Linked DNA regions of Homo sapiens: region 1 is linked to region 2. Evidence: read pairs that join two places in POLR2A ChIA-PET (ENCODE). Cell type or tissue: HCT116. All regions are shown on one strand. Links, peaks and the distances in the headings refer to the core of each region. The heading gives the core; the rest is flanking DNA.

Region 1 (10,931 bases), core at 3,642-6,141, 230 kb after region 2:
AGTCTCTTGGGGAATCTGTGGATTCCCCTAACCTGGGCGGGGGGTCTCAATCAGGGGTGATCCTGCCCCCAGGGGACACTGGGCAATGTCTGGGGACATTTGTGGTTGTCATGCCTGGAGGTGCTCCCGGCATGGAGTGGGTGGAGGCCAGGACGCCACTCAGCACCCTGCAGTGCCCAGGATGGCCAGACCCCAGAGGATCTAGCCCCAGATGTCCACAGTACCTAGCAGGAGAGATCCTGATTTAATTAATTGGTGAGGGGGAAGATCAAGGGACCCTGGCTATGCCAAGAAACTCGGACTGCAGCAGTGTGTGGATCCTGAATGAGAAAGGTGCGAATCAGACAGAAGCTCGCAGCCTAAGGCCAGCGAAGGCCACGGCCACAGCGACATCTAAAGGCCGGCAAGTGCAATGCAGAATCCACCCAGGGAACTCGGGCCCCGCGCCTACCCCCGGGGTAAAGGGGGCCAGCCTCGCACAGGTGGGTCCGTTGCAGGCGTCTGTTGCGAGACCACATCCTCACCACCCGGTGAACGGCACTGGGAGCAGACTCAAGAGGCTCGAGAGGTCCCAGGAGGGCGGGAAGAGAGTTCCCCCAGCTACAGCCTGAGCATGGTCGCCAGAAAGCAGGTGCGGCGACTTTCCCTAGCACCCTCTCCCTGCCCTCTGTGTACCCGCAGGGGGGCCCTGCACGTCGGGTCTCAGGCACATGTGTGGTGAAATGCACACAACAAAAAAGCTCCCTTTCCAGACATCCAGTGGCATTCGTGCAGCCATCATCTCTAGCTAGCTCTAGAACATTCTCAGCCCCCCAAAAAGACACCCCATCCCTATCAGCTGTCACTTCCCATCCCCCTCCCCAGCCCCTGGCACCCACACATCCCCTTCCTGCCTCTCTAGACTGGCCTGTCCTGGACATTTCATAGAAATAGGATGACACACTGTGTGGCCTTTTGGATCTGGCATCTCTCACTGAGTGTGACATCCTCAAGGGGCATCCAGGCTGCACGTGGCCTGGGTCAGAGTCTCGTTCACGGCTGAGTCTCGTTCCAGTGTGTGGAGGGCCACGCTGTTTATCTATTTACCCACGGACGGACACTTGGGTCATTTCCACCTTTTAGCCATTGTGAATCGTACTGTATGAACATTTGTGGCAAGGTTCTATTTGAACACCTGCTTCCAATTCCTCTGGGCAGATAACTAGGAGCGGAATTGCTGGGTCATGTGGCGACTCCGCGTTCAGCCTTTTGAGGAACCACCAGACTGGTTTCCAAGGCGGCTGCCCCATCTTGCATCACACATCAATTCTCAATGCCAAGGCGTTCCTCAGCTTTTAAACAAGGCACTGAGGCAGGAGGCAGGCAGCTGATTGTTGAAGGTCACCCCGTAGCCATTGGCAGAGCCAGAACTTGCAGCTGTGATTTGTGCCGCGGCTCCTGCCCAAGCCCTCCTTCCCTGGCTTCAGTGCTGGGCTGGGCAAGGTGTGTGGAATAGCCCCGCTTTCTAGGCCACTTTCGGGGTACTGGGCGGCCACTGTCTGGTCTGAAGGTGCCATCTGTGACACTCTTTTTTTTTTTTTTGAGACGGAGTCTCGCTCTGTCGCCCAGGCTGGAGTGCAGTGGCGCGATCTCGGCTCACTGCAAACTCCACCTCCCAGGTTCCCACCATTCAGGCTCCCCCAGACCTCCGCCTCCAGGGAGCCCTCCAGAATGTCCTTCCTCCTGCCTTCAATGCTCCTCCCCATCCTGCAGGGGTCGGCAAGGATGTCCTCTCCTTAGAGACCTTCCTGGACACCACGTGGCACAGACTCTGTCCTCTTGGTGCCACCTCATCCTATTTTCTTTGTCTTTTCCGGTTTTTTTTTTTTTTTTTTTTTTTTTTGAGATAGGGTCTTGCTCTGTTGCCCAGGCTGGAGTGCAGTGGTGCAGTCACAGCTCACTGCAACCTCAGCCTCCTGGGCTCAAGTGATCCTCCTGCCTCAGCCTCCAGAGTAGCTGGAACTACAGGCACCCACCACCACGCCTGGCTAATTTTTTTGTATTTTTAGTAGACATGGGGTTTCACCATGTTAGCCAGGATGGTCTCGATGTCCTGACCTCATGATCTGCCCGCCTCGGCCTCCCAAAGTGCTGGGATTACAGGCATGAGCCACCACGCCTGGCCCATCTGTGAGATTCTGAAGAGCCACTGCTGAGCAATTAAGCTGCCCTCTGCAGTGGGAAATTTTCTTTGCAAGGAAGCAGCAAGGCGGAGGAGGCAGGAGGGTTCCCTAAGATTGTGCACCCACGGCAGCCAGCAATGTGCCTGACACAGTGAAGGGCCTCGGCAAAGGGGCGCCTCCTGTCCCCTTCAAATCCTTACGGGCCACCCCAGGATCTGGTGACCTGGAACAGACTCCTGTATGGGCCTTTTTCCCCTGGTGCCAGCAGGGAACAGGGCAGGATGGAAAAAACACCCAGTAGCCAGTGGCCCACTGATGTCACCAAGCTGCAGGGCTGCCCAGCATTGATTAAACACAGCTGGTGTGGGCCAGGCATGGCACCTCACACCTGTGATCCCAGTGCTTTGGGAGGCTGAGGCGAGAGGATCCCTTGAGCTCAGGAGTTCAAAACCAGCCTGGGCAAAATAGTGAGACCCCATCTCTAATTTATTATTATTATTTTGAGCCGGAGTCTCGCTCTGCTGCCCAGGCTGGAGTGCAATGGCACGATCTCGACTCATTGCAACCTCTGCCTCCCGTGTTCCAGCGATTCTCCTGCCTCAGCCTCCCGAGTAGCTGGGATTACAGGCGTGTGCCACCGTGCCCAGCTAATTTTTGTATTTTTAGTAGAGATGAGGTTTTGTCATGTTAGCCAGGCTAGAGACTCCATCTCTATTAAAAAACAAACAAAGAAAGGCTGGGTGTGGTGGCTCATGCCTATAATCCCAGCACTTTGGGAGGCCAAAGCGAGCGGATCACCTCAGGTCAGGAGTTTGAGACCAGCCTGACCAACAGGGAGAAACCCCGTCTCTCCTAAAAATACAAAATTAGCCGGGCATGGTGGCGGGTGCCTGTAATCCCAGCTACTCAGGAGGCTGAGGCAGAATTGCTTGAACCCGGGAGGCAGAGGTTGCAGGTTGCAGTGAGCCGAGATCACGCCATCGCACTCCAGCCTGAGCAAAACCCCATCTCAAAAAAAAAAACCAGACAAATATAGCTGGTGGGTTCTTGGGCAAGGCTGGTGACCAGGGCCCTAGGGGAGGATGTTTCCAAGAGCTGCCAAGAGCAGTGGGGCCCGGGTTCTGCCCGCCTCTTCCTCTGACTGTTTCCTCATCTGGGGTCACGGGATAAGTGCAGCTCCGCCTCCCTGGTCATGCAGGTGACTGTGAATGAAAGTGTCTTGGAATCAGAAGGTTCTGGCATGAAAGCTTTGCACCAGCCTTCCACCAGTGTGCTGCCCAGCACGTGACTATCGGAAAAACTTTAGCTTATTTCAGCCTAATTACATTCCGTTAACCCAAAGTCTCTGACGTTCAGGGCTGGATCATTCTCTGGGATGGGGCCATCCTGGTGCACTGCAGGGTGCTGAGTGGCGTCCCTGACCCCCACCCACTCCATGCCAGGAGCATCTCCAGTCGTGACAACCACAGATGTCCCCAGATATCACCCAGAGTCCCCTGGAGGCAAACCTGTCCCACTTAAGAACCGCTGGCCTGGACCAGAAACTGGATCTTTCAGGGAGGCAGAGCTCACCAGCCATCCAGGCACTGAGCCCGGCCCAGCCCTGCAGCTCTGACCCTGCCTTGGGCTGTGAGCTCTGAGGACCCCATCAATCTGATCAAGAAGCCACACTAGGTCACCTCAGACCAAGGACATTCTGCCATGATGCTTCAGACTGTTCTTCTCCCCATCCTCCTCTCCACCTCCAGCCCTCAAAGACCTGGCCTGGGTCCCCTCCCGTGGCTCCCAGACCTCCGCTTCCAGGGAGCCCTCCGGAATGTCCTTCCTCCTGCCTTCAATGCTCCTCCCCATCCTGCAGGGGTTGGCAAGGATGTCCCCTCCTTAGAGACCTTCCTGGACACCACGTGGCACAGACTCTCTCCTCTTGGTGCCACCTCATCCTATTTTGTCTTTTCCTTTTTATTTTTTTTTTTTTTGAGATAGGGTCTTGCTCTGTTGCCCAGGCTGGAGTGCAGTGGTGCAGTCACAGCTCACCGCAACCTCAGCCTCCTGGGCTCAAGTGATCCTCCTACCTCAGCCTCCAGAGCAGCTGGAACTACAGGTGTGCACCACCATGCCCGGCTAATTTTTTAAATGTTTTGTAGAGATACGGTCCTGCTATGTTGCCCAGGCTGGTCTCAAACTCCTGGCCTCAAGTGATCCTCCCACCTCGGCCTCCCAAAGCGCTGAGATTACAGGCGTGACTATTTCCTTATCTTCTAAGACCCTCTGTTTGGTTTGCCAGTGTGTCTGGGCATGTGCTGTCTCTGTGTGACACATGCTCCCTGAGAACAGGACTTGATTCCACCTGTATCAGGCTGGGCCCCCAGCACCTAGGCTGTCCCTGGCACACAGTGAGTGTCGGGTCAATATTTGCGACTGACCGACGGGTTGGCCTTCCATCTACTCTTCCACTCACCAGCTTCTCCATCTTGCCCAAATCCCTGCCAACCCCAGGGCACTGAGGACACAGATTACTCCTCACCCATGCCCCTTGCAAAGCTCTCAGCCACATTTTTCTCTTTTCTACCTGTATGTGTGTGGTGTGTGTGTGTGTGTGTGTGTGTGTGTGTGTATCTCACTCTGTTGCCCAGGCTGGAGTGCAGTGGTGCAACCTCAGCTCACTGCAACCTGCACCTCCCCTGTTCAAGCGATTCTCCTGCCTCAGCCTCCCAAGTAGCTGGGATTACAGGCACGTGCCACCACACCCACCTAATTTTTGTATTTTCAGTGGAGACGGGGTTTCGCCATGTTGTCCAGGCTGGTCTCGAACTCCTGACCTCAAATGATCCACCCGCCTCGGCCTCCCAAAGTGCTGGGATTACAGACGTGAGCCACCGTGCCCAGCCTGTTCTATTTTTTTTTTAATAAACAATTTTATTTGGAGTAATTTTAGATTTACAGGAAAGTTGCAAAGAGAGAGTCCCCGCCCACGCCTCACCAGCTTCCTCTTCAGGGGCCACCCTGTGTAACCACAGGGCATTGCTCACAGCTGGGGAACGCTGGCACCTTCCTAGTAACCAAATGCCACAGCGATTCAGCTTCCCTCAGTTTTCCCCTCACGACCTTTCCTGCCCCATTGTGACCCCATCCAGGAGCCCATGTGGCATCTGACCGTCCCATCTCCGTGGGTTCCTCTGGGCTCTCAGTTTCTTGGTCTTTCTTTGGTATTTCCATGAACTTTTTTGTTTGTCTCTTTAAGAAAACGGTTACTATCCATGAAAAACAAACAAACAAAAAATGTCATTCTGGCTACCCTGAGAGCTTATAATTGCTATTTTAAAATGAATGAATACCTATTTGATTGACATTTTCTCAGTTTTGATTTCAAATTCAACAAATATCCGTAAGTAGAAGGCATATAAACAAAAGCTCCTTGGAATAATCGTCAGGACCAGAGAGTTTGAGAACCTTTGTCCTAAGCCAGGGGTTAGCTAACTACGGCCCCTGGACCACATCTAGCTGACTGTGTGTTTTTGTAAATAAAGTTTTATTGGCACACGGCCACACCCACTTGTTGACATATTGCTTGTGGTGGCTTTCCCGCTACAATGGCAGGCAGAGACTGTCCAGCCTGCAAAGGCTAAAACATTTGCCATCTGGATCTCTGCAGAAAAGTTTGCTACCCCAGGCCTCGCACATAGTAAGTTCATAGCAAGTATTTGTTTATAGTAAGGCTGAGCCCTAATCAGGGTGAAGGGCAAGGTCAGACATCGGAGGACCACTGAAATGTCCATTCTGTCCCACCTGGTACAGCAAACGCCACCATGGAGCAGGACTCAGCCATGAAAAGGAACAAGGCTCTGATGCCGGCCACAGTGTGGATGGACCTTGAGGACATCACACTCTATGAAAGGAGCCAGAGACAGAGGGCCACGCAGTGTGTGATCCCATTTCTACGAAATGTCCAGGACAGGCCCATCCATGGGGACAGGGAGGGGATGCGTGTGTGGCAGGGCTGCCGGGGGGAGATGGGGAGTGACTGCTCATGGGGGACAGGGCTTCTTTTGGGGGTGATAGGATGTTCCGGAATTAGATAAAGGAGATGGTTGCACAACTCTGTGAATGTAAAAACCGCTGAGCTGCACATTTTTAAAGGGTGAGTTTTACGCTGTGTCAGTTATATCTCAATAAAGCTAATCCTAGCATTTTGGGAGGACGAGGGGGGGGCGCGGATCACCTGAGGTCGGGAGTTCAAGACCAGCCTGACCAACATAAAGAAACCCCGTCTCTACTAAAAATACAAAATTAGCCAGGCATGGTGGTGCGCGCCTGTATTCGCAGCTACTTGGGAGGCTGAGGCAGGAGAATTGCTTGAACCCGGGAGGTAGAGGTTGCAGGTTGCAGTGAGCCGAGATCGCGCCATAGCACTCCAGCCTGGGCAACAAGAGCAAAACTCTGTCTCAAAAACAGAAAAGAAAAGAGGAGAGGGGAGGGGAGGGGAGGGGAGGGGAGGGGAGGGGAGAGGAGAGGACCCTGTAGAATGAAAGAAAGGCAGATCCCCCTGCACCCTGGCTACAGGCCGTCGTCCCGACCCCTCTCTCTGCAGGCAGGTCACTGCCCCCCTCACAAACCTCTGTCCTGATCCCCCAACCCACACACCAGAGCTGGGCCCATGCACCGGGAAACCTGCCACCCCAGGGGCCACTCCAGTCTCAGACCAACAGGATATTAAAAAAGGCGAAACCTCAGAACCGTTTCCTATCGAAACCAATTAGAAAGCTCTTGGGTATGAGTCCAATGTTTTCAAGCAACTAAAGGCAAAAGAGAAGATTTTCAACGAAACATCCCAGCTGGGGGTGAGCTTCTTAGGGTCCTGTCATCGGCCACCCTAGAGGGACCTAGGGGTGAGCTTATGCCGTCAGCACCCCCAGCCAACGTGGGTCGGCCAGTTAGCTGGGCGTGGTGTTGTGCGCCTGTAATCCCAGCTACTTGGGAGGTTGAGGCAGGAGAATTGCTTGAACCCGGGAAGTGGAGGTTGCAGTGAGCCGAAATCGTGCCATTGCACTCTGGCTCCGGGCAACAGAGCAAGACAGCTCTGTGCAGAGAACAGACTCCTGCGGTGGAAATGCTGGCTGCCTTTGAGGCTGGGTTCTGTGACCTTGGGTTTCCCAGCCTGAGCTTCCAGTTTCATTTATAAAAGGGGTGACGTGGCCGCCTTCCTGCAGGCGCTCTGAAGGTGGCAGATTACACAGAGGTGGTACGACTCATACAGGTTTCTGCAAACGGGGGCCCCATCAACAGTCACCTTTCCTTAGCACAGCGCCTTCCTCCTGGGGTGACCTCGCCCCTTCCTGCACACCCCAGGAGCTTCCTGAGACCTGAGTAAAGCTCACTTCCCTTGCAAGGGGTTTAGTGACGTCCCTTCAAAATTCTTGTCCACGGGGAACCTCGGAAAATGACTGTTACGGACTAATTGCATTTGCTTAAAACTTATGTTGAAGCTGGATGTGGTGGTCCACACCTGTGGTCCCAGCTACTCGGGAAGCTGAGGCGGGAGGATTGCTTGAGCCCTAGGATTTCAGGGCTGCAGTGAGCTATGATGCTGCCACTGCACTCCAGCCTGTGCAACACAGCAGCAAGACTCCAGACACAAAAAATTAATTAAAGAAAAATGGCTGGGCACAGTGGCTCACTCCTGTAATCCCAGCACTTTGGGAGGCCGAGGTGGGCAGATCACCTGAGATAAGGAGTTCGAGACCAGCCTGACCAACATGGACAAACCTCATCTCTACTAAAAACACAAAGTTAGCCGGGCGTGTTGGTGCGCGCCTGTAATCCCAGCTACTCGGGAGGCTGAGGCAGGAGAATTGCTTGAACCTGGGAGGCAGAGGTTGCAGTGAGCCAAGATGGCACCACTGCACTCCAGCCTGGGTGACAGAGCAAGACCTCATCTAAAACAAACAAACAAACAAACAAACAAAAACAAAGAAGGAGACACAGAGAGACAGCAGAAAACAGAAGCAGAGACTGGAGCAATTCGACGGTAAGCACAAGCCAGGTTTGCCAGAGCCCCCAGAAGCCAGAGGACGCGGAAGGATCCTCTCCTGTAGCGCCCAGGGGAGCACAGCTCTGCAGACAGCTTGGTTTAGTACTTCTGCCCTCCAGAACCGTGAGAGGACACACGTCTGCGGATTGATACTTCCGGGTCTGTGGTCACCTGTTATGGCAGCCACAAGAGGCTCGTCTGCCCCTTTTCTCTCCCCTTCCTTCATGCTGATCACCACGGAGGAGTGAGTTCGATTCCCTCTGCCTGCCCAAAACCCTCATCAACTTTTTTTTTTTTTCTCTCTCTTTTGAGACGGAGTCTTGCTCTGTCACCCAGGCTGGAGTGCAGTGGCGAGATCTCGGCTCACTGCAAGCTCTGCCTCCCGGGTTCACGCCATTCTCCTGCCTCAGCCTCCTGAGTAGCTGGGACTACAGGCGCCCGCCACCACACCCGGCTAATTTTTTGTATTTTCAGTAGAGACGGGGTTTCACCATGTTAGCCAGGATGGTCTCGATCTCCTGACCTTGTGATCCGCCTGTGTCGGCCTCCCAAAGTGCTGGGATTACAGGCATGAGCCACCGCGCCCGGCTCCTGGTGGTTTTTAAGCTTGCAAAGGGTGCGGGATAAGCCCTGCAGAAGTCAATGGTCAGTAATGAGGGCTGGGGATTCAGCCCATCTCCAGGGAAAGCCCCCGAAACTGGCAACACCAGCTGCTTCCGGGAAGGGGAACCCAATGCGAGCAACGCGGCAGAGAGGGGGCTTCCGGGAAGGGGAACCCAACGCGAGCAACGCGGCAGAGAGGGGGGCTTCCGGGAAGGGGAACCCAACGCGAGCAACGCGGCAGAGAGGGGGGCTTCCGGGAAGGGGAACCCAACGCGAGCAACGCGGCAGATAGGGGGCTTCCGGGAAGGGGAACCCAATGCGAGCAACGCGGCAGAGAGGGAGGCTTCCGGGATGGGGAACCCAATGCGAGCAACGCGGCAGAGAGGGAGGCTTCCGGGATGGGGAACCCAATGCGAGCAACGCGGCAGAGAGGGGGCTTCCGGGAAAGGGAGCTCAATGCGAGAGCAACGTGGCAGAGAGGAGGGCTTTGTTTTCACTTTCACCGTGTATCATTTATACCACTAGAGCTCTGACACCCCGGGCACGGCCACTGATAGAAAACATTGGTCCTTCTTCCTGGGGGTGTGTGGCCAAGTGAGGGTGGGTGAGGGAGAAGCCACTTTCCGGCTAAGGTCCTCAACACCCAGGCTCAGTCTGAGCTCTTCTGTGTCCCAGGAGGCAAAAAGGTGACCACAGGTTGGGCTGTAGTATCAAACCCAGAACAAACGGGGTGTTCCAAGCCTGGGCAACATAGCCAGACCCCATCTCTACAAAAAAATAATTAGCCAGGCGTGGTGGTGCACCTGTAGTCCCAGCTACTTTGGAGGCTGAGATGGGAGGATCGCTTGAGCATGGGCATTTGAGGCTGCAGTGAGCTGTGATCGTGCCACTGCACTCCAGCCTGGGCAACAGAGCAAGACCAGGTCTCAAGAAAACAAATAAACAAGGTGTTCCTTACCCAAAGGAATTGCAAGGAGGGGCTCGGACAGATACTTGTACTGTTCACTCATGTTCACAGCACCCAAAAGGTGGAAGCAATCAATCCAAGCGTCCATCAACAGATGGACAGATAAACAGCATGGTGCATCTGTATGATGGAATATTACTCAGCCATGAAAAGGAAGGGAATCCCAACACAGGCTGCAACACGGATGCACCTTGAGGACGTCACGCTCAGTGAGAGAACCCAGACACAAAAAACCAAATTGGCCAGGTGTGGTGGCTCACGCCTTTAATCCCAGCACTTTGGGAGGCCAAGGCAGGTGGATCACTTGAGGTCAGGAGTTGGAGACCAGCCTGGGCAATGTGGTGAAACCCCATCTCTACTAAAAATACAAAAATTAGCCGGGCATAGTGGCAGGTGCCTGTAATTCCAGCTACTCAGGAGGCTGAAGCAGGAGAATTGCTTGAATCTGGGAGGCGGAGGTTGCAGTGAGCCGAGGTCGCACCGCTGCACTCCAGCCTGGGCCACAGAGCGAGACTGCATCTAAAAGAAAAGGACAAATCTTGTGTGACTGCACGCCTAGGAGGTCCCTAGAGCCGTCAGATTCACAGAGACAGTCCATCTGTTGATGGACGCTTGAGTTGCTTCCACCTTTTGGCTGCTGTGAACATGAGCGAACAGTACAAGGGAAGCAGGATGGGGGGTGCCAAGGGCTGGGAAGGGGACGGGGAGCAAGTGTTTCACGGGGACAGAGATTCAGTCTGGGAAGATGGAAAGTTCTGGAGATGACGGTGGTGATGGGTGCAGCACCATGCAAATGTGCTTAATGCCACTGAACTGAGCCCTTAGAAATGGCTAAGATGGTAAATACTATGTTTCATATATTTTACCACAATTAAAAAAAGAAAGAAAGGGCCGGGCGCGGTGGCTCACGCCTGTAATCCCAGCACTTTGGGAGGCCGAGGTGGAAGGATCACGAGGTCAGGAGATCGAGACCATCCTGGCTAACATGGTGAAACCCCGTCTCCAATAAAAATACAAAAAAAATTAGCCGGGCGTGGTGGTGGGCGCCTGTAGTCCCAGCTACTCCGGAGGCTGAGGCAGGAGAATGGCGAGAACCCGGGAGGCGGAGCTTGCAGTGAGCCGAGATTGTGCCACTTAACTCCAGCCTGGGAGACAGCGAGACTCCGTCTCA
Region 2 (10,931 bases), core at 3,768-6,267:
CTGCACTCCAGCCTGGGCAACAGAGCAAGACTCCACCAAAAAAAAAAAAAAAGACAGTGGATTCTTCCCCAGTCAAGCCTCAGATGAGAATGCAGCCCAGCTAACACCTGGATTGCAGCCTCATGAGATGCTGAGCAGAAGGCCCAGCTAAACCCTGTCAGAATCCTGACCCCAGGAAGTGAGGAGGTAACAAGTGCATGTTGTTTGAAGCTGCTAAGTTTGTGCTGATTTGTTACACAGCAATAGCTGACTAATACAGTTTCTCTACAATAGCCTTGACTTCCTTACTTCTGCCACAGGGATTCTAGATACTTTATCCCTGCCATGTAGGATCCGTTCCTTCCACTGGAGGCTTACTCAATTCCTATTTATCCTTCCGAACTTGAATAACTCATCACTCTCTCAGAAAACCCTCCCCTGACGGCGTGTCTAAATCAAAGACCCCTGTACACAGATTCAAAGTTTCTGGTTGTGCTTCTAGTTTTGAGCCATTCTTGTAGCATCATGTTAATGGATCTGGGCCTCTTCCACTTGGATTGAAGCTCTCTGAGCTCAGAGAATCGTATCTGTCTCATTCAGGGTTCGACGCAGCCAGGCCTGGCCCATCGTAAAGGTTGGCTGGATGGAGAGAGTGAAATGAATGGCGCTTCTATGTTTGATGCTAAATAGCTGTGGAGTTCTTTCTGTGAACCAATAATGGTGATGACAAGACCATTTAGAGAACACAGGAATCCTTAGAAAACCCGCGGGGCAGGGTCAGCAGAGGCAGCTGGGGTTGAATGAACACTGTGTGTGTGTGTGCGTGTGTGTGTGTGTGTTGGGGAGTGAGCTCATACTCTAAATGTGCCTTTCCAGCTCTAATCACAGAAGTGAATCTCGGTGTCTTTTGTTTCTAAACCATCCATCAAGTGATTCTTGGAGATTCTCTGGCTCGTCTGAAGGCAGTTCAACTCAAGCGTAAGAGTAAATGGGAAAGTGTGGTGCAGCTTCACTCCCCGCTGCCCCTGCCTCCCCACCGCCCCTGCCTCGCTCCACGCTGCCCCTGCCTTGCTCCATGCCGCCCCTGCCTCACTCCCCGCCACCCTGGTACATCTCTCCTTTCTCATTGGCTCTGGATGGTAGCGGCCAGGCATGGAGTGGCTGTTCCCAGAGGAACACGTTCCCCTGAGGAGGGAACATTCTGGCTGGGCCCCAGCATAGGGTTGCCAGACTCAACAATAAAACATTTAGCACCCTCGGAGACATTAGAATTTCAGATATGTATTCATTCATTCATTCATTCATTCATTCATTTATTTTGAGACGGAGTCTCGCTCTGTCGCCCAGGCTTGAGTGCAGTGGCGCAATCTCAGCTCACTGCAACCTCCACCTCCTGGGTTCAAGAGATTGACCTATCTTAGGCTCCCAAATAGCTGGGATTACAGGCGTGTGCCATCACGCCCAGCTAATTTTGTATTTTTAGTAGAGACGGGGTTTCACTATGTTGTCAGGCTGGTCTCGAACTCCTGACCTCAGGTGATCCACTTGCCTCAGCCTCCCAGACTGTTGGGATAACAGGCATGAGCCACAGCACCCAGCCAGAATTTCAGATTAACAACCAAAACGTTTCTTTTTTTTAAACAGGGTCTCACTCTGTGTTGCCCAGGCTGGAGTGCTCACTGCAACCTCTGCCTCTGAGGTTCAAGTGATTTTCCTGCCTCATCCTCCCAAGAAACCATGTGCCACCATGCCCGGCTAATTTTTTTATTTTGGTAGAGATGGGGTTTCGCCATGTTGGCCAGGCTGTTCTCAAACTCCTGACATCAGGCGATCCTCCCACCTTGGCCTCCCAAAGTGCTGGGATTACAGGCGTGAGCCACCGCGCCCGGTCAAAACATTTTTTTAGTAGGAGTCGGAGAATGTCCTACATTTTGCACAAGAGAGACATACTTATACTAAAATACAGATTAGAGACAGAATTCTTCAGAGAAACAGGACCAATTGAGTGGATACACAGACATATACGCACAGATGCACACACAGATGCACATGCACACACACACAGACACATGCACACACAAATGCACACGTACACACAGACCACACATGCACACATACACACATGCACACGTGCACACATACACACATGCACACATGCACACACAAAAGCACACATGCACACAGATACATACGCACAAACGCACACATCCACACATACACAGATGCACACACGCACACACAGATGCACACCCGCACACAGACTCACACATGTACACACACACAGATTGAGATTTATTTTAGGGATTTGGCTCATACCATTGAGGGGCTGCAGGTCTGGAATCTGCAGGGCAGGCCAGAGACCTAGGGAAGAGCTGATGCTGCAGTCTCAAGCCCAAAGGCTATCTGGAGGCAGATTTCCTTCCTCTTGGGGAACCTCAGTCTTTTAAGGCCTTCGACTGATTGGGTGAGGCCCACCACATTATGGAGGGTCACCTGCTTTATTTAATATCTACCGATTTAAATGTTAATTGGGCTTGGCGCAGTGGCTCACGCCTGTAATCTCAGCACTTTGGGAGGCCGAGGCAGGTGGATCACCTGAGATCAGGAGTTCCACACCAGCCTGGCCAACATAGCAAGATCCCGTCTCTACTAAAAATACAAAAATTAGCCAGGCATGGTGGCAGGCACCTGTAATCCCAGCTACTTGGGAAGCTGAGGCACAAGAATTGCTTGAACCTGGGAGGCAGAGTTTGCAGTGAGCCAAGATTGCACCACTGCACTCCAGCCTGGGTGACACAGCTAGATTCCGTCAAAAAAAAAAAAGGAGAAGTTAATTGGGCTGGGTGGGTGCAGTGGTTCTCAGCACTTTGAGAGGCTGAGGCAGGAAGATGGCTTGAAGCCAGTAGTTCCAGACCAGCCTGGGCAACATAGCAAGACCCCGTCTCTAAAAAAAAAAATTACGATTTTTAAAATTTTCTTAGAGGCAGGGTCTCCCTACATGATCCAGGCTGGTCTTGAGCTCTGGGCTCCAGTGATCCTCCTATCTCGGCCTCCCAAGGTGCTGGGATTACAGGTGTGAGCCACTGCACCCTGACTCTACAAAGAAATTTTTTAACTTAGCTGGCATAGTGGTACACATCCATATTCCAGCTACTCTGGAGGCTGAGGTGGGAGGATCGCTTGAGCCCAGGAGGTCGAGGCTGCAGTGAGCTATGATCACACCACTGCACTCCAGCCTGGGGGACAGAGTGAGACCCCCCCATCTCAAAACAATAAAAATAAATAAATAGATGTTAATTGTATCTAAAAATTACCTTCACAGAAACAGCTAGAATAATGTTTGACCAAAGAACCAAAGCCCGGCCAAGGTATTGCATAGACTGAACCATCCCAGGGACACACTTAGGCTACAAAAGGATGTTTGATTGTCTGAAACTCAAGCTCCATGCGGTGTTCTGTATCTTATCTGCCCACCGAGGCCTGGTTTTCATCCCCACGGGTGTCCAGAGCAACTCCACTCCCTCCAGAGAAGCCCTCGGCCACGTGGGCACGTCCAGGGGACCCCGCCCGGGGAAACAGAATGGCATTGTTCCCCCAGCTTCCTTTTCTGTGGGTTTCTAATGGGGAAAAGTGTGTTGGAGGCCAGGCATGAATCATTCTCCGCCCACGCAGCAGACACAGCATCCCAGGGGAGCTGAGGCGGAGGGGAGGCAATGAGATCCACCTTTGCAGACAATGTGGAGGTGATCCCCCACCCTCTGCAGAGAAAGGCGTCCCTGCAGACTGAGAACATGCAGAGTTTGAGGTTAAGGTCTCTTGGGGTCTCACGAGAGTAAAAGAATGTAAGCTAGAGAACCAGGTGTGGTGGCTCCCGCCTGTAATCCCAGCACTTTGGGAGGCCGAGGCGAGCAGATCACCCGGGGTCAGGAATTCGAGACCAGCCAACATGGCGAAACCCCATCTCTACTGAAAGTACAAAGATTAGCTGGGTGTGGTCAGGCGCGGTGGCTCACGCCTGTAATCCCAGCACTTTGGGAGGCCAAGGCGGGAGGATCACGAGGTCAGGAGATCGAGACCATCCTGGCTAACGTGGTGAAACCCCGTCTCTACTAAAAATACAAAAAATTAGCCAGGCGTGGTGGCGGGCGCCTGTAGTCCAAGCTACTCAGGAGGCGGAGTCAGGAGAATGGTGTGAACCTGGGAAATGGAGCTTGCAGTGAGCCAAGATCGCACCACCGCACTCCAGCCTGGGCGACAGAGTAAGGCTCCGTCAAAAAAAAAAAAAAAAAAAATTAGCTGGGTGTGGTGGCATGCACCTGTAATCCCAGCTACTCGGGAAGCTGAGGCAGGAGAATTGCTTGAACCCGGGAGGCAGAAGTTGCAGTGAGCTGAGATCATGCCACTGCACTCCAGCCTGGGGGACAGAGCCAAACTCCATCTCAAAAAAAAAAAAAAAGAGAGAAAAGCCCAGGCGCGGTGGCCTACACCTGTAATCCTATAATCCCAGCACTTTGGGAGGCCGAGGCGGGCGGATTACCTGAGGCCACCGTGGCTACCTTGGCCCATCCATTGGTGAGAAGGGGTCACAGCCGGAGCTCGCAGGGGGCGGAGCTCGCGGAGGGCGGGGCTCGCGGGGGGCGGGGCTCGCGGGGGCGGGGCTCGAGGGGGCGGGGCTCGAGGGGGCGGGGCTCGCACAGGGCTTGAATCCCAGGAGGAGGGATCCCAGTGCTCCCGGTGGAGTCTGCCTGCCCCAGGTGTCCTGTTACATCCCTCAGGGGCCGACAGCTGCCCAGTTCTGCTTAGGGATCCATGCGACACAGGCAGTTTCTCGCGGAAAATGGGTGGATCCCCTGCTCCAACGAGACTGAAAGCGGCAGGAGCATGGATGAACGTTGCGGTGTTGCCGTTGCACATGGCTGCCACCTGGCCATGTTCTGGGACTCATGCTTGTAAATCCTTTTACATTTCAAAGCCTTAGTGATGACTCATCAGTGGGAGAACACCCGGAACAGGGACTGGCAAATGATTATAAACGGTCAGAGAGGTGGCCGGGTACAGCGGCTCACATCTGGAGGCCGAGGCAGGAGGATCACTTGAGGCCAGGAGTTCAAGGCCAGACTGGACAACATAGTGAGACCCCAATCTCTACAGAGTATAAAAAAATTAACCGGGTGTGGTGGCATGCCTGTAGTCCTATCTACTCTGGAATCTAAGGCAGGAGGATCGTTTGAGCCTGCGAGGTAGAGGCTGCAGTGAGCTATGATAGCACCACTGCATTCCAGCCTGGGTGACAGAGCAGGACCTTGTCTCTAAAAAATAAAAAAAGATTACGTATCTATTCCAGGGGTCAGGAAACAACATCCTGTGGGCCAGAGCCAGATCTGGTCTGCAGAATTATTTTTTCATTTTATTATTATTACTAGAGACTGGGTGTTGCTCTGTCACCCAGGCTGGAGTGCAGTGGTGTGATCACAGGTCCTTGCAGCCTCAACCTCCTGGTCTCAAGCAGTCCTCCCACCTCAGCCTTCTGAGTAGCTGGGATCACAGATACGTGCCCCACCATGCCCAGCTAATTTAATTTTTATTTTCTGTCGACATGGGGTCTTGCTATGTTGCCCAGGCTGGTCTCAAACTCCTGGACTCAAGCGATTGTCCTGCCGCGGCCTCTTAAGGAGATGGGATTGGCCGGGCACGGTGGCTCACGCCTGTAATCCCAGCATTTTGGGAGGCTGAGGTGGGCAGATCACGAGATCAGGAGATTGAGACCATCCTGGCTAACATGGTGAAACCCCGTCTCTACTAAAAATACAAAAAATTAGCTGGGCGTGGTGGCGGGCGCCTGTAGTCCCAGCTACTTGGGAGGCTGAGGCAGGAGAATGGCGTGAACCTGGGAGGCGGAGCTTGCAGTGAGCCGAGATCGCGCCACTGGACTCCAGCCTGGGTGACAGAGCAAGACTCCGTCTCAAAAAAAAAAAAACCAAAAAAACAAAGATAGGATTACAGGCGTGAGCCACTGCACCCAGCCAGGATTTGAATTTTAGTGTCCATAAAGTGTGACGAGAACATAGTTGTGTCTAATTCTTTACACGTGGTCGGCTGCTTTAGCGTGACAATGGGAGAGTGAAGGGACACAGTCCTGACTGCCTTGTGAGCATGAAAATATTTACTGCTGCCAGCACAGTGGCTCACACCTGTCATCCCAGCACTTTGGGAGGCCAAGGCAGGTGGGTCACTTGAGGCCAGGAGTTTGAGAACAGCCTGGCCAATATGGTGAAACCCCATCTCTACTAGAAATACAAAAATTAGCCAGGTGTGATGGCACACGCCTGTGGTCCCAGCTACTTGGGAGACTGAGGCATGAGAATCACTTGAACCTGAGAGGCGGAGCTTGTAGTGAGATCACGCCACTGCACAGTGCACCTGTGGTCCCAGCACTTTGGGAGGCTGAGGAGGGAAGGTTGCCTGAGGCCAGGAGTTCAAAACCAGCCTGGGCAATGTAGCAAGATCCCCTCTCCACAAAAAACAGAAAAATGAGGCCGGGTGCAGTGGCTCACGCCTGTAATCCCAGCACTTTGGGAGGCCAAGGCGGGTGGATCACCTGAGGTCAGGAGTTCAAAACCAGCCTGGGCAACATAACAAGATTCCCCTCTCTACAAAAAAATAGAAAAGTGAGGCTGGGTGAGGTGGCTCATGCCTGTAATCCCAGCACTTTGGGAGGCCGAGGTGGGTGGATCAACTGAGGTCAGGAGTTCGAGACCAGCCTGGCCAACATGGCAAAACCCCCTCTCTACTAAAAATATAAAAATTAGCCAGGTGTGGTGCTGGGCGCCTGTAATCCCAGCTATTGGGGAGGCTGAGGAAGGAGAATCGCTTGAACCTGGGAGGCAGAGGTTGCAGTGAGCAGAGACTGTGCCACTGCACTCCAGCCAGGTCAACAAGAGTAAGACTCCATCTCAATAGAAAAGAAAGGAAAGGAAAGGAAAGGAAGGGAAGGGAAAGGAAGGGAAGGGAAAGGAAGGGAGGAAGGGAGAAAGGGAAGGGAAGGGAGAAAGGAAAATGAGCATGGCGTGGTGACGTACACCTGTGGTCCCAGCTATGGGAGGCTGAGGTGGGAGGATCACTTAAGCCCGGAAATTTGAAGTTGCAGTGAGCCGAGATCGCACCACAGCACTCCAGTATGGGCAACAGAGAGACTCTCTCTCTCTTTAAAAAAGAAAAAATAAAAATCAGGGGTGGGGTGTGAAGGTCAGGAGCACTTTGGGTTTTAGGCTGCTGGAGGGATTTTAGTGTGTGTGTCGCAGGGATGATGTAATCTGATGGACACTTCAAAGGCACCCTTAACGGCTGTGACCAGCTCACAGAGGGGCAGGGGAGGGAGGAAAGAGGCCAGTCCCTCCAGACGGGATGCTGGTGGGCTGTCCAGAGCCGTAGCTGCACAGATGGTGAGGAATGACTGGATTAGGAATCTCTTTTGAACACTAGCCAACAGGAGTTGTTGATGAGTGTGACAGAAAAAGAGTCTGTGGTCACAAATTCTTTGATGCACCTCCCTTCGAAAGCTGGCACTCAGGCTGGGCGCGGTGGCTCACGCCGGTAATCCCAGCACTTTGGGAGGCCCAGGTGGGAGGATCGCGTGAGGTCAGGAGTTTGAGACCAGCTTGGGCAGCATAGGAAGACTCCCTCTCTACAAAAAACTTAATTAGCTGGGCATAGTGGCACACACGTGGCCCTAGCTACTAGGAGGCGGAGGTGGGAGGATCGCTTGAGCCCAGGAGGTGGAGGCTGCAGTGAGCTGTGATCACACCATTGCACTCCAGCCTGGGCAACAGAGAAAGACCCTGTCTCAAAAACAAACAAAAAAGGAGGCGGGAGGGTGAGAAAGAGAGACTGGAAGAGGCTGCACTGTGGCTGTGAAGGGAGAAGAAGGGGCCCTGAGGCTTAAGACGCTGGTAAAGATGGGAAACGTATTCTCCCCTGGAGCCCCCAGAAGGGCCCAGGCCTGCCCACAGCTCGATGGTGAGCCCTGCAAGATGGATCTCAGACTTCTGACTTTCAGAACTGTGAGATAATCAATCAGTATTCCATTTTTAAATTCTTTGAGACAGGGTCTGGCTCTGTCACCCAGGCTGGAGTACAGTGGCACAATCACAGCTCACTGCAGCTTCCACCTCCTGGGCTCAAGTGATCCTCCTGCCTCAGCCTCCTGAGTGGCTAGGATTACAGGCATGAGCCACCACATCTGGCTAATTTTTGTTCATTTTTTGTGGAGATGGGGGTCTCACTATATTGCCCAGGCTGGTCTCAAACTCCTGGGCTCGAGCAATCCTCTCACCTCAGCCTCCCACAATGCTGGGATTACAGGTGTGAGCCACCACGCCTGGCCGAAAACTCGGTGTCCCTCTAAGCCCCCAAGCGTGGGGTCCTTTGTTACAGCAGCTGTGGGAACTTCAGACTTACTCTTTCTAGCAATGGACCGCAGCGACCCACGGGAGTCCTCATCCTCACACAGCCGCCCAGCCAGCAGTCACGTTCCACCTTTTTTTTTTTTTTTTGAGATGGCGTCTTGCTCTGTCGCCAGGCTGGAGTGCAGTGGCGTGATCTCAGCTCCCTGCAACCTCCGCCTCCCGGGTTCAAGCGATTCTCCTGCCTCAGCCTCCCGAGTAGCTGGGATTACAGGCGCCCACCACCACGCCTGACTAATTTTTTGTATTTTTAGTAGAGATGGGGTTTCACCATGTTGGCCAGGCTGGTCTCAAACTCTTGACCTCAAGTGATTCACCCACCTTGGCCTCCCAAAGTGCTGGGATTACAGGCATAAGCCACCGCATCTGGTCTTTTTTTTTTTTTTTTTTGGAGTCTCGCTCTGTCACCCGGGCTGGAGTGCAGTAGCGTGATCTCGGTTCACTGCAGCCTCCGCCTCCCGGGTTCAAGCGATTCTCCTGCCTCAGCCTCCTGGGTAGCTGGATTACAGGTGTGCACCAACATGCCTGGCTAATTTTGGATTTTTAGTAGAGATGGGGTTTCTCCATGTTGGCCGGGCTGATCTGGAATTCCCGACCTCAAATCGTCCTCCTGCCTCAGCCTCCCAAAGTGCTGGGATGACAGGCGTGAGCCACCGCGCCCCGCCGTTTTTAAGGGTATAGTTGCAACCCTTGCTTATGGGAAGAGAAGCACCTTCAGCCTCTGACCCCGTGTTTCTGTCTTGCTGTGTGGCATCCAGCTCGCTGTCTGCGTGTCTCTGAGCCATGGAGCCCACTGTGGCTGACGTACACCTCGTGCCCAGGACAACCAAGGAAGTCCCCGCTCTGGATGCCGCGTGCTGTCGAGCGGCCAGCATTGGCGTGGTGGCCACCAGCCTTGTCGTCCTCACCCTGGGAGTCCTTTTGGGTAAGTGGCTATGGGATTGGCTGGGTTCGCAATACAAGGGACATGTGCAAAGTCACCGGGAAGTGACTTGATGGTGTCTCCTTGGCCATCTGGAATCAAAGGGCAGTGTCTAGGCGTGGAGATGAAGGCTGCCCTAGGCCAGGCGGGTGGGCGGGGAGTGGAGCAGATGAGTTCCTACGTGTGTCAGTTTTCCCGACTAAAGAAGCTCCCGAAGGAAGTTTTCACAGCTGGGGTGACAGAGAAACAGAGACAGGGAAATGACCTTGTTTTAAATTTTGGCAAATCAGCAAAATACCCAAAGTAGTTTTTTTTTTTGTTTTTTTTTTTTTTTGAGACGGAGTCTCTCTCTGTCGCCCAGGCTGGAGTGCAGTGGTGTGATATCTCGGCTCACTGCAAGCTCCACCTCCCGGGTTCACACCGTTCTCCTGTGTCAGCCTCCCCGAGTAGCTGGGACTACAGGCGCCCGCCACCACCCCCGGCTAATTTTTTGTATTTTTAGTAGAGACGGGGTTTCACCGTGTTAGCCAGGATGGTCTCGATCTCCTGACCTCATGATCCGCCCGCCTCAGCCTCCCAAAGTGCTGGGATTACAGGCATGAGCCACCGCGCCCGGCCCCAAAAGTATTTTTATAAAACCGAGCAACTGGGTTGGGCGTGGTGGCTCCCGCCTGTAATCCCAGCACTTTGGGAGGCTGAGGCGGGAGGACCATCGGAGCCCAGGAGTTTGAGAACAGCCTAGGCAACATGATAAAGCCCTGCCTCTACAGAAAATACAAAAAATTACCCAGGCGTGGTGGCACCTGCAGTCCCAGCTACTCAGGAGGCTGAGGCAGGAGAATCGCTTGAACCTGGGAGGCAGAGGTTGCAGTGAGCTGAGATCGCACCACTGCACTCCAGCCTGGGTGACAGAGTGAGACTCTATCTCAAAAAATAAAAACATAATAATAAATTTAAAATAAGGCCGGGTGCAGTGGCTCATACCTGTAATCTCAACTTTTTGGGAGGCTGAAGTGAGCAGATCATGAGGTCAGGAGTTCGAGACCACCCTGACCAACATGGTGAAACCCCATCTCTACTAAAAATACAAGAAAGAAAGAAAGAAAGAAAGGGAGGGAGGGAGGGAGGGAGGCAGGCAGGCAGGTAGGCAGGAAGGAAGGAAGATAGCTGAGCATGGTGGTGCACGCCTGTTATCCCAGCTACTTGGGAGGCTGAGGCAGGAGAATTGCTTGAGCCCAGGAGGAGGCAGAGATTGCAGTGAGCCGAGATCATGCCCTTGCAGTCCAGCCTGGGCAACAGAGCAATTCCATCTCAAAAAAAAAAAAAAAAAAAAAAGTTAATTTTAACATTTAAATGATGATAATAAACAGCAATTTGGGGAGAAATGCTCTCGTGTGGCAAAATAGTAAGTTCGCGATCCTATGAGAATCCTCCTAGGTTTTTTTTTTTCTTTTTTCTTTTTTTTAAAAAATATTTGTGGAACTTCTGGAAACTCCCAGAGCCAGACATGTTTGACTGAGGCCCTCTAGTGGCTGTAGGTACCAAGTACAATACAATTTGGGTTCCTC

Evidence for each region. Peaks named below come from ENCODE experiments on the same cell type or tissue, not always from the same donor. Only the 100,000 strongest peaks of a DNase experiment are listed, where the experiment ranks them.
Region 1: POLR2A ChIA-PET joins it to region 2 with 6 read pairs; 3 of 35 experiments call an interaction of 5 or more read pairs at or near these places.

Annotation. Positions count from the first base shown.
Region 1 is chr19:2,613,599-2,624,529 of GRCh38, forward strand. All of the region lies in intron 2 of GNG7 (G protein subunit gamma 7), which reads right to left. Among named protein-coding and RNA genes, the nearest start is that of MIR7850, 12 kb to the right of the region's middle. RefSeq lists enhancers at 5,573-5,867, 7,200-7,499, 8,379-8,578. In HCT116, for the core only: no CTCF peak of the experiment used is centred there; a DNase peak (open chromatin) is centred at 5,193; H3K4me3 peaks cover 941 bases; H3K27ac peaks cover 1,521 bases.
Region 2 is chr19:2,380,562-2,391,492 of GRCh38, forward strand. It overlaps TMPRSS9 (transmembrane serine protease 9), which reads left to right. Exons shown (of 19, transcript NM_001395513.1): 2 at 9,200-9,366. The coding sequence starts at 9,225. Among named protein-coding and RNA genes, the nearest start is that of TMPRSS9, 26 kb to the left of the region's middle. In HCT116, for the core only: no CTCF peak of the experiment used is centred there; a DNase peak (open chromatin) is centred at 4,850; H3K4me3 peaks cover 1,392 bases; H3K27ac peaks cover 1,766 bases.